Regions from separate parts of the Mus musculus genome. Here region 2 is linked to region 1. A link is a contact called in ENCODE Hi-C or POLR2A ChIA-PET data. All regions are on one chromosome and are shown on one strand. The core of a region is the stretch at or near the end of the contact, and the rest is flanking DNA. Distances in the headings are between cores, read along the strand shown.

Region 1 (5,885 bases), core at 2,485-4,984:
TTAGTTGATTTTTAAATTTTATTAATTATTCAAAGTCTGTTTAATACAGTCTTGTGCTAAAGGTTTGCTCTTGGACTGTATATAATAGTCATGAACACAAGTCTCTCATTCTCATACATTTTATAATACAAAATAAAATACTATTCTTGAAACCATATCTAAGAAAAATAAATCAAAATTATAAACAGAGTACCAAATGCATATTTAGTCTGGAAAAATCATGACATGTGTTACAAATTTTAAAGCCTTTCAGGCATCACAAGCAAAAATTTAAAAAGTAACAGTTTAATTATGTAAATACCTGATATACATCTACAATATTTTCACATTATTTCTTAGACCGTATGACCTTGTACTACTTATTTTTATGAATTTCTTTTTGATATCCTAGGCTGGCCTCAAACTCAATATGTAGCTCAATTTAAGATGACCCTAAATTTCTGCATTATCTCCCAAGTACTGGGATTACAAGCAATATCACCACACTCTGTGGAACTGAGGACTGCAATCAGGGCTCTGCACACATTAAGGATGAACTCTACCCGCTGAGCCACATTTTAAGCCTCTGTATTTATTGGTTAAATTTTTCTAGTAATAGGGAATGGAGAGATGACTCAAGAGCTAAGAGGGTTGCTACTCTAGCCTAAGCCCTGGGTTTGATTCTCAGCACCTACATAGCAGCTCACAGCCACCTGTAACTCCAGTTCCAGGAGATCCAGTATTCCTTTCTGGCTTTCTCCAGTGCCACACGTTCACATGGTGGATTGACGTTGATGCAGACAAAATACTCATACATGTAAAAAAATACAGTGAAAGTAAAAAAGGAGTCTAATTTCCAGTGAGCTTTGCCATTCAGGTGCTCATCATTTTTTCCTAAAGAACTGTTTTCAGTGTGATGTGTGTGTGATCTCAATACTGCATATGGAAGAGAATGAAAGCAGATCCTTATTCTGATCCTGTACAAAAGCCAACCCTAAATGAATCAGACCTTATTGGAAGATCTTTAACGCTGAAACTCTTAGAAGGAAAAGTAGGAGAAAAGCTTCAGAGGCAGGATGACTGTGAGGATGACGCCAGTCTTCCAGGAAATACATGCCAACTGCTAACAAATGCTGTCTAAAGAAATTAAGAACACTGACTGCTTTTCCAGAGGTCCTGAGTTCAAGTCTCTGCAATCACATGGTGTAATAGGATCTGATGCCCTCTTCTGGTTCGTCTGAGGACAGTGGTGGTGGTGGTGGTGGTGGTGGTGGTGGTGTGTGTGTGTGTGTGTGTGTGTGTGTAATCTTTTTTTTTTTAAAGGAGGAAAGGAAGAAATTAAAATGTGTCTGTATAGCAAAGGAAATAATTGAGGAGAAAGACAGCCTAGAATGAGAGAAAATCTTTATTAACTGGACCATATGATCCAGTTATACCACTGCTGAACATTATCCAAATGACTCCAGGTAAACATAACACAGTGATAATTACATATCAATGTTTATTACATCACTATTCACAATAGCTAAGTTCTTAGACTAAACTAGCCATCCATTCAACAGAGAAATAGGTTTAAAATGTGATAGATAGATAGATAGATAGATAGATAGAATTTTTCAGCTGTAAAGAAAAAGTTATATCAAAAGTTATAGGAGATGAATATAATTGGTGATAATCGTACTAAGCAAATGAATTCACATTCAGAAAGACAAATATTGCATGCTTTCATTTGTAGTTCCTAGATTTCATATAGATAAATAAGACCACGCGTACTTATGACACAAAAATAGAAGCAATGCTGTCTATAGTAGTGCTTTCAACCTGTGGGTCATGACCTCTTTGGGACCTCTTTCACCAAGTTCACATATCAGATATACTACATATCACATATTTATATTATGATTCATAACATCTAAGTTACAGCTATGAAGTAGCAATGAGAATAATTCTGTGGCTGGGATCACCACAACATGATGTCTCTTTGTGTGTGTGAACCACTGGGTTTAATTGTGTTTACTTGCATGACCATGAGTGGGGCTGTTTTGTTTTGTGAGGATGGCTCTCACCCTGTAATCCAGAACTCCAAGCTGGCCTGGAACTTGGAGCTGTAACTTGAAGTGGCTCTTCCTCCTCAGCTTCCCACATGCTGGGATCATAGGAATGAGCCAATTTCTCTGGCTTTCAACTATCTATCCTTAATAAATAAAGCCTTTCTGTTTCTGTTGAGGTCTCTTTTATATTTTCTTGCTACTGTAATGATTATCTTTTAAGGTGATGTTTTCTTATTTGTGTTTGTTATAAAAATGTAACTATCAATATCAATTTTGAAATTTTAGTAGCTTTGCTAAATTTGCTAATTATAAGTTGAAGATTAAATTATCTTGGCTTTTTCTATAAAGGGCATTCAGAATGGTCCTGAAAACTGTTATATGTTGCCGGGCGTGGTGGCGCATGACTTTAATCCCAGCACTCTGGAAGCAGAGGCAGGCAGATTTCTGAGTTTGAGGCCAGCCTGGTGTACAGAGTGAGTTCCAGGACATCCAGAGCTACACAGAGAAACCCTGTCTCGGAAAACAAAAACAAAAACAAAAACAAAAATACTGTTATATATTTATAATTAATAGTTTAATTTCCTCTCACTTTTATTTTCCCTTTTCATGCAGTTTCTAAACAAACATTTTCTTATGCATTTCCCTAGGGCTTCTTTATGACGATAGAGAACATATAATTTTCCTTTTTCTTGACATCACAGAGATTTCAGGAAGGCTATATAGGAGCTCATTCTTTTGCTATCTTCCCTTAGTTGTCCTTGGAAAAAACAAATTTTGAAAGTCTCTTGGTGCTAGAGTCATCTTTCCTGGATAATGTAGCTACCACCTGTGATCCAAGATGCTTTTCTTTATAAAGAATAGAGACCATCACTAAAAACCCAATTGGATACAGAACAAAGACTGACAGATCATGGTGGTCCCAACCCCAACAGATACATCCACATCATGTCTCCTGCATCTATGGCTCAGAGGACATGGAGGAAGAGGAGGCAAAAAAAAAATTGTAAGAAATCTAGGATGTCAGCTGTGAAACAGCCTCCAAGAAATGGCTGCATACACAAGACTGAAACAATTGCAGTATCAATAGACAATATCAATATCAATGGAAGGGGGTAAAATTTCACAGGGTGCCACCCCAAACCAAAGAACTACTGGCAACTATTGACTGCTGGGAAATGGAGAATTAGTCTCTCCCTAAGATGAGCCCTCTTATTAGCTGTCCAATGCAGTCTTGAAACCTTGAAATCATATGCACACAAATAACATATAAAAACAAAAACTTAGCCAGTGGAATATGTACATATATAGATACAGATATCTCTATATCTGTATAGATATAGATATATACTTGTTCATGCACATACATATATACAACATATATACATATACACAAACACACATGAATGTAGCAATAACAAAGAAAAGAGGCTATCAGCTTGAGAGTGAGAGGGTAGGAGAAAAGACTAGGGGGAGGAAGGAAAGTGATGTAATTCTACTTCAGTTAAAATTTTTTTCTTTTTAAAAGTCTTTTTACGAGGCAACCAAGAGGACGGAAAAAACTGGAGGAAGTAAAGGGAGGAGAGAAAATGTTGCATTGCTACTTCAGCTAAAAGAATTTCTTTTTAAAAGTCTTTTTACGAAGCAACCACTAAGAGGAGGGAGAAGGGGGGGATCATAGAGTGTCGCTGGTGCCTAGAGAAGCCGGAAGTGCTCTGTGCCCCGCCCCCCGGGGTCGGACTTTCGACACTTTTGTGACTGCGGGGTGCTACGAGGTGCTGCGTTCGCGGGTGGGTTTGGGTCCCGTCCTGTTACCGTCCTCCCGCAGGGGTCGGCTGCTTGTGGGGGTTGGGGGTGGGACAAAACATCTTCCTCCGCGGCCTAGTGGCGCCGAGAAGATAAACTCGGTGGCCACTTGGGCCGAGCGCCCGACAGGGCCTCGGGCGCCTCGCCTCAGGCCGGTTCCGGGTGTCTGGTCAGTCTCAGGGCGTTTGGCGATGGGATTCTCGGGTCTTGTACTTAAGCTTTGAAAATGGGAGACGTCACAGTTTTGCTTTTCCTGGAGACAAGGTCAGTTCCAAGGTCTTTATTCTGGGGTACTGGAAGAGAGCCAGAACTTTGGAATCGGGTTGCTTGGTCGAATCTGGCCTCAGCTCCTTTGTGACTTCTCCCCCCAGTCCCTTAACCTTTCTGTGTTTTGCTATTTTAGGGGATAATGATGTCGCCTAACTTACTGGATTGTTGTGAGGAATAAATGGCTTCATTTGTGCAAAGGTGCTTAAAATAGTACCAGGCACGGGGTAATCTGCACAGTGTAAAGATAGCTGTTATTATTCCTGTTGCTTTTCCTAACTAGGACAGCACTTTCTCTTCATCGATCAGCCTTGGTACTGGCTGTTGTCTTTTGAATGTTAGTACTATTTATCAGTTCTCTTTATAATGAATGATTTCTGTATTTTAGGAGGGAAAATAGAACATTCTGGAAAAGAGCCTATCCCACAGCAAAGAGTAAAAGTGGTTTGTGTAGTGTCTTGTAATGGTCAGGCTCACAGAGGTTTAAAATCCTGGGGATGCCTTTTTTTTTTTTTTTTTTTTTTTTTGGTGGGAGGAGGAGCTTGAGAAACAGGAGGAGCGTCTAACCGCGAAGGATTAGGACCCTGTTGTAAGCAGACATTGCTGCCGACCTGCCAGCTTTCTGACCCTCAGCGAGATTCCTCTCCAGTGTGAGAACCACACGGACGGCTGATAGTTAGAAGTGATGATAGGTAGATTGGCGATAGATTAGAGATAAGTCGATCTGATCCTGAGTTCCCACTAACACCCTTTGTTCTTTTTGCAGGTTTTTAAAGCTAATATTGACCATACACAGTTTGCCATGGTCATTGAGTTGATGCCTCTTGTGGTCTTTGAAAGTCCTTTCATCTTCCTTCTTTTTCTTAAGGAATTGGATCTTTAACCTCCTGAGGGTATACAGGGATCCCTGAAGCATTCTTTTCTCTATTTGTAACTTAACAAAAAACAAAAACAAAAACAAAACCCTTGTCTTTGGTTTACTTATTTGGCAAACGCCTGTGTTGGTAAACAGTCTTCTGATCCTGTACCTTTGTACTCTGCCCAGCTGGTGAGACTCCAGATAGGCAAGCTGACAAAACGTGAGTGTGTGAAGCCGTTATTAAGAATGTATCAGTGTTCATTTTTCTAGCCTCAGCTCTACTCTTCTTCCTTGATCCCAACAAAATGCTTTGGCCTGTACTCAGGAAAGAAAGAAGATAAGGTTTTGTTTACTATTTAAAATGACATTAGTAAAGATTTGAATGTGAATCAGAGAGAAACTCCATCTCACCTGCAGTAGTAGGCCCACCATTCAGCCATAAATCTTATAGTCCTCTTCAGTCATGCTTTTCCTGCCTTTCCCCCATCCGTCCTTACCAGCCTCCCTTTTCCTTCCTTTTCCTGCTCTCCTTCCCCTGTCTTTCTTTCATTCTTTTTACAGCTAACTAGAGGCCAAGACAACAGATCCCTTCATCTGCAGGTACAGCAATGTGCTATAAAGTAGGAGCTTTAATTTAGACATACTATCATGAACAGAATTGATAGTAATTCCTTAATATTGCATTCATGCTTTCCTGATTGACCCAAAAGTATCTTTTTACAGTTAGAGCATACTATATTTAAACTACATAGTACGTATAGAATTGCTGTCCCTTGTAATCTATGATAGTCCACCTTCCTTTTGCTTCCTCTTTAAAAATAACATTTATTTGTGGAAGAACTTGGGTTTTCAATATTCTCACATCAGTTGCTTTATTCTACTGATACTTTGAGGGGGGGGGAGAGGATCTTCTCTTTAGCTTCTTA
Region 2 (6,028 bases), core at 2,591-5,090, 2.0 Mb before region 1:
GGGTTGTATAAGAAGCAGGGTGATCAGACCATAGTGAGCAAACTTTTAAGCAGCACCCCTCCATGTTATTTGCTTCGCTTCCTGCCCTCAAGTGCTGGCCTTGCTTGGATTTCTGCCCAGGCTTCCCTGATGATGGACGGTGATCAAGACGGTTAAGTTAAATAAACCCTTTCCTCCCCAGGTTGCTTTTGGTCATAGTATTTTAACACAGCAACAGGAACCAACCTAAAACACACATCAAAAGCTTCTCAAGCTTCGTGTCTCATGCTTTTGCATTCAATCTTGATCTTCCGCGTTTCTATGGTGAACTGGGCAAGAGCTCTGCTTCAGGATGGTATTGTCTGTCTATGGTATCACTGACGTTTCCTCTCACTTTTAATAAAGAGAGGAGGCCCTAAAGAGACAGGACAGCACCGTAGGACAGGGCAGTGAAGACCTTAAAATTTTCCCTGATGATTGCCTGCATTTAAAATAAAACAGGAAATAAAAATACTTATTTCATAAGTCATACAGGCTATATATCTCCCTTCGATAGCTCAGTTGGTAGAGCGGAGGACTGTAGTATAGGTGTTGATATCCTTAGGTCGCTGGTTCGAATCCGGCTCGAAGGAGGTGCCTTTTAATCGACATTTATACCACCAAAAGATAGTATAAAAATCCAATAAGAGCCGGGCGTGGTGGCGCACGCCTTTAATCCCAGCACTCGAGGCAGAGGCAAGCAAACCCTGACTCGAACCCCCCCACCCCCACCCCAAATACAATAAGAACTTTAATACTAATTAACAATCTTTACAAGTTCATATTTGGAGAGTCAAGTTTATTCCTATAAAGGACCTTAGGCCTTTAATTTGAGACGATCTTTATATATACAGGCATATTTTCAGACCCAGTCTGAATTTCGTGGAAAGTAATTGCTTTTGGCAATTTGAAGAATGCAGCACCTTCCTTTCTTCTCCATCTTCCAAGAGCTGTGGAAAAATAGTGTGTACAGCACCTGAGCTTTGTTTATTTTACCCTAAATCCTACAATTGAGTATTTCAAGTGACATTGGTTCACTGCATTCTCTGAAAGTCCTAATATTCCCACCATAGTGAGACCGTTTCAAAAGATCATTCCTTCGAGCCGGATTCGAACCAGCGACCTAAGGATCACCACATTAGTAGTCTACAGTCCTCCGCTCTACCAACTGAGCTATCGAAGGAAGACGCTGAGTCTTTTAGCATTTGCAAGAAACATTTTTATACATGTCATAATTCATAATATTCAAACTTTTCATAACTCACATATTCCATGAAAATATCCCTGGATGGCTTCTTGTTTTTCATAACAGATTCATTTTTTTTGTCTTAGGATCAGGAAACTGAATGGCACCATAGGTATTTGCTGGCCGAGCATGACAGCACACTTAAAATGAAAAAGTTAACATTTTTGCTTGATTTTGTGTGTGTGTGTGACATGTTTCATTTATTTGCTCCACTACAATTGTGGAAAATAGTATGGACTACTCCTGTCCTACTTGTCAAAGGCCTCTTAAGTTTTGTGTCTCATGCATTTGTGTTTACCCCGGGGTTTTCCTTGTTCAAAAAGGAGAATCACAAGTTTCCTTGAAGTGGGCAATAGCTCTGCCTCAGGATGGTAGTTTGTCTATGTTACCACTGACATTTTCACTCACTTTTAATAAAGGAGGTGCTGAGACTGGACAGCACAGCAGGGAAGTGCAACAGAGGGAGGTGAGCCCTGCCTGGAAGGGCTCGTGAACATTCTTAGGAGCAGTTTTTGGAAATCTATGTAAAACACTTATACATTAAAAGCACTCAACTCAAACCTGTTCTTAAACAACTGTTGAGGGATCACTAGCTAACTTAGTTTTAGAATATCCTAGTGCCTACCAAACATTTCCTTGTATTTCAAAATGAATCAGAATAAGTCAGCCAACTATTTTACATATCCTAAAGGGTAGCTGGGCGTCTTCCTTCGATAGCTCAGTTGGTAGAGCGGAGGACTGTAGAGTTACTAGAATAGTGATCCTTAGGTCGCTGGTTCGAATCCGGCTCGAAGGAACGATCTTTTGAAAAGATATCACCATACTGAGAATCCTAGGGCTTTTAAGGGTTTCCAGTGTACCAATGTCACTTGAAACACGCAGTTGTAGGATTTGAGGTAAAAATAAACTTCAGGTACACTTAAGGTGGGAGCACTTAGATTTTACGAAATCGAGACTGGATCATGGGAAGGCGTAACGATGAAAAGATACCTGGCACGACTATTTCGCATGTTCACTCATTGACGACTCAATGATTCTTCACGATCCTCTCTATGCTCATATATATACATAATTTTAATATATAAATTAAAATTTAAAAGGGTCTCTTGTAGCCCAGGTTGGTCTGGAACTTCCTTTCTTCTCCATCTCCCAAGAGCTGAGGATTACAGGATTGCCCCGACTTCCAGTTTACTTGGCATTTATTTGGCATTTAATGTGTACAAATATTTCATTAACAATAATTTCAAGCACGTGCAAAGTACAGAAAGCCACTTAGCCACCACACTCTTGTGTCTTCTTTACATGTGCCCCTCCCCCAGTTCTCAATGTTTTGAAGTAACTATAAGACGCTCTCAAGTGTCATCATTGTTGGTGAAGTAGTCAGTTAAAAGTTAAAAGTAGGGGTCTTTTCTCTCCATATTCACTTTTCATAAAAGGAGCAGAGGTAACCAACAGCAAGTTCTCTTCAATGCAAGTCCCCAAAGTCAGGTTTAGTTATTAGGTCCTCAGAAGCACCTCAGCTTTACAAATAACGCCCAGAGTCTGTGGACACAGTTGCCCTGTCTTCTATATGTCATCGTGATGATGAAGGATAAAATATTATGTAGGGCCTTGACGAGGGACAACTTGAGTCCTCAGGATCATCCTGCTCTCCGTCCGTCCGTTAAGCAGGAGGGGAGGTTAGTACATCATTTCTAGCAGAGGCATCATCGCTCGAGCGTCATCAGCTGCTGTGGCCCGCCTCTGCGTTGGCCCTGGCGTGTAGGTCCCAAAAGCGAGGCGGCCTGCTGATGTGCGGACCGCGCCCCCTGGCGGCTGGTCCGAGGCTGAGACCTGCAACCCGGACCTTTCGCTCATCAACTTGCACAGATTCGAACACAATAGTACTCAGCTTTTTACTCAAACAGTTACAGATTTAAGTATTCACAAGGTGAAATGTAAAATTACTAAAGGCGCGTTTAAAATTTTAAAACCGCAACTCCAATTAAAATCCCAAAAGAATGCGTGCAAATTTATAAGCTGCTTCAAAAACTTTAATTTTAAAATGTTAAAACTTCATATAATTCAAATAATAAAATAAAAATTCAAATAATATGTTGAAACTTCAAATAATTAAAACTTCAAGGCTCAGACTGAAGTTTACAAGTTGAACTTCATAAAACTTTTTAAAATGTGTGTTAACCTTTCAACCACATTCGCACCACAGACCTGGAAGAAAATGCTGTTTTGGTCTCTACAACACACTCTTTCAACACTCTGTTCTGTAAAAATCCCACGAGAGGCACCAGGGTACGCTCTTGATGCATGGAGGCAAAAATCATTCATGCACATTTGTAAAAAAAATAAAAATATTCCGTGAGAGCTTGCCTCAGATGAGGGCTGCGCGCGACGGAAGTATTTTACCGGGACCCAGGTCCTGCGGCTCCCAACCCTTCTCCTCAGTCCAGTCTGTTGGCCTCGCCCCTCCCGCCCCGCCCAGTCTGTCTCTGCCCCGCCCCTCCGCACCCAGGATTTACGTCATTTCTTGGCCCCGACCGCAGATTGGCTCGCAGGATGTGCGTCATCAGATGGCGACAGATTCACGGCTGTCGTGCTCCCCAGATCTTGCCATGGTGAAAGCGGGAGAGTTGGTGGAGCAGCAAAAGGCTGCGATGGAGGAAGAGGCGAATGCAGAGGCGGCGGAGGATCAGGAGGAGCCCGAGGACACGGCCTGCAGCAGCAGCAGCAAGAAGAAGAAGAAGGTAGTTCCGGGGATTGTGTACCTGGGCCACGTCCCGCCGCGATTCCGGCCCCTTCACGTACGCAACCTGCTCAGCGCCTACGGCGAGGTGGGACGCGTTTTCTTCCAGGCCGAGGGTAAGCCCTGCGTCGAAAGGAGAGGTGACGATGCGGGCAGCCGGGCGCGACTCATTTTCTTGGCTGTACACGAATGAGGCGTGGGGTGCTGGCTCTTGGAAGGCTGTGGCCCCTTCCTAGCTGCTAAGTGTGTAGTACTCACGTCCTTTAGGTGGCAGGCAGGGGCGGGGAAGGGAAATGGAGAGGGTGAGTGGATAGAGAGAGTGGTTTAATAAGGCCTGAAAGAGACCCACGATCTTCTCTTCTTTCTATTTCTTAAAATTTTATTTACTTACTACTTTTTGTAGCTGTCTTCAGACACACCAGAAGAGGGCATCAGATCCCATTACAGATGGTTGTGAGCCACCATGTGGTTGTTGGGAATTGAACTCAGGACCTCTGAAAGAGCAGTCAGTACTCTTAACCACTGAGCCATCTCTCCAGCCCTCTCAATTTTCAAATAGTCCCTGAAACTGTATGATTAGCCTCCTTCAGCCTCTTCACCTTTGTTTGTTTGTTTGTTTGTTTGTTTTTCGAGACAGGGTTTCTTTGTAGCTCTGGCTGTCCTGGAACTCACTCTGTAGACCAGGCTGGCCTCGAACTCAGAGATCCGCCTGCTGCTGCCTCCCAAGTGCTGGGATTAAAGGCGTGCACTACCATGCCTGGCTCTCTTCCACCTCTTGACATGCACAACTTGGAAATGGAGGTGGGGACTGGTGTTGTTCTTGGTGCTGTTCTAATGTTCAAGAAGTTGTCATTTGAAGGGAGGCATGAATTAAGGAAAGGAGGAGCTGCCCCTTACAGACAGCCGTGTTTCATCAATCCCTGTAAAGTAGCGCCTAAACCAGCAGGTGTGGCTTACGGCTAAACTGAGGTGTGTCTCAGTGGGTGCTTGATGGGATGTTCATTGTGTTTGGCCTACAGACCACTTTGTGAAACGCAAGAAGAAGGCAGCCGCGGCCGCAGGAGGAAAGAAGGGAGCTAAGTACAGCAAGGACTATACCGAAGGCTGGGTGGAGTTCCGAGACAAGCGTGTAGCCAAGCGAGTGGCAGCCAGTCTACATAACACGCCCATGGGCGCCCGCAAGCGCAGCCCCTTCCGTTATGACCTGTGGAACCTCAAGGTGAGGTTCTCAGTTTGTCTGCCACATCTTCATTCCCCCCTCCAGCTCTAGTCCAGGCACCCCATCCTTCCTGCTAGCTCTGAGCAGCTCCCAGTTTCTTCTCCCGACCTTCCCTACCGTGACCTTTTCTTCTTTTCCTTCTCACAGTATTTGCATCGTTTTACTTGGTCCCACCTCAGTGAACACCTTGCCTTTGAGCGCCAAGTACGAAGGCAACGCCTGAGAGCAGAGGTCGCCCAAGCAAAGAGAGAGACTGACTTCTATCTTCGAAACGTAGAACAGGGACAACACTTCCTTGCAGCTGATGGGGATGCTACTCGGCCAAATAGCTCCTGGACATTCACCCAGCGTCCCACTGAGCAGGAGTTTAGGGCCCGGAAAGCTGCACGGCCAGGAGGGCGGGAAAGAGCACGGCTGGCTAATGTCGAGGACCAGGCCCGATCCAACAGAGGGCTCCTTGCCAAGATCTTTGGAGCCCCTCTACCTGCAGAGAGCAAGGAAAAACCGTAGTCAATAAGGGACTCCTGGTGATGGAAGAAATACCTACCAGCCCTGCGCCATTCTGATCTGCTTCCTGAAGAGTGTGACCATCTAGGCAGATGTTTTCTCTATTCCACACACCAAGAGTCTGGTAAAGGCCTTTTGTTGGTGTCTTTTACCTACTTTGAACAAATCCTGTAAGTGCCAGCCTGAGAACCTTACTCGTCCTATCCAGGGTGAAGACCACTGGAGGTGCCTGTTGTGTTTTGTTTGATTTCTGATTGCCTGCCTCTTTCTCAGTGGACAGCTAACAGTTTCTGACTGA

Evidence for each region. A loop is a pair of places that touch in the nucleus more often than their neighbours do. ChIA-PET counts read pairs that join two places held with the same protein, here RNA polymerase II (POLR2A).
Region 2: a loop to region 1 is called in a map of left cerebral cortex, with 2.9 times the contacts of the local background. The contact joins the promoter of Abt1 here to the promoter of Zkscan3 in region 1. A Hi-C loop is called at or near these places in 1 of 37 maps with a recorded cell type or tissue (left cerebral cortex). POLR2A ChIA-PET finds 5 or more read pairs at or near these places in 1 of 5 experiments (Patski).

What each region holds. Positions count from the first base shown.
Region 1 is chr13:21,400,604-21,406,488 of GRCm38, reverse strand. Zkscan3 (zinc finger with KRAB and SCAN domains 3) reads left to right here and starts at 3,734. Exons shown (of 6, transcript NM_001145778.2): 1 at 3,734-3,817.
Region 2 is chr13:23,421,678-23,427,705 of GRCm38, reverse strand. Abt1 (activator of basal transcription 1) reads left to right here and starts at 3,840. Exons shown (of 3, transcript NM_013924.3): 1 at 3,840-4,120; 2 at 5,024-5,223; 3 at 5,371-6,028. The coding sequence starts at 3,874. The coding sequence ends at 5,733. It overlaps n-TYgta3 (a tRNA gene), which reads left to right and starts at 1,972; the gene lies at 1,972-2,060. It overlaps n-TYgta4 (a tRNA gene), which reads right to left and starts at 1,201; the gene lies at 1,114-1,201. It overlaps n-TYgta5 (a tRNA gene), which reads left to right and starts at 526; the gene lies at 526-611.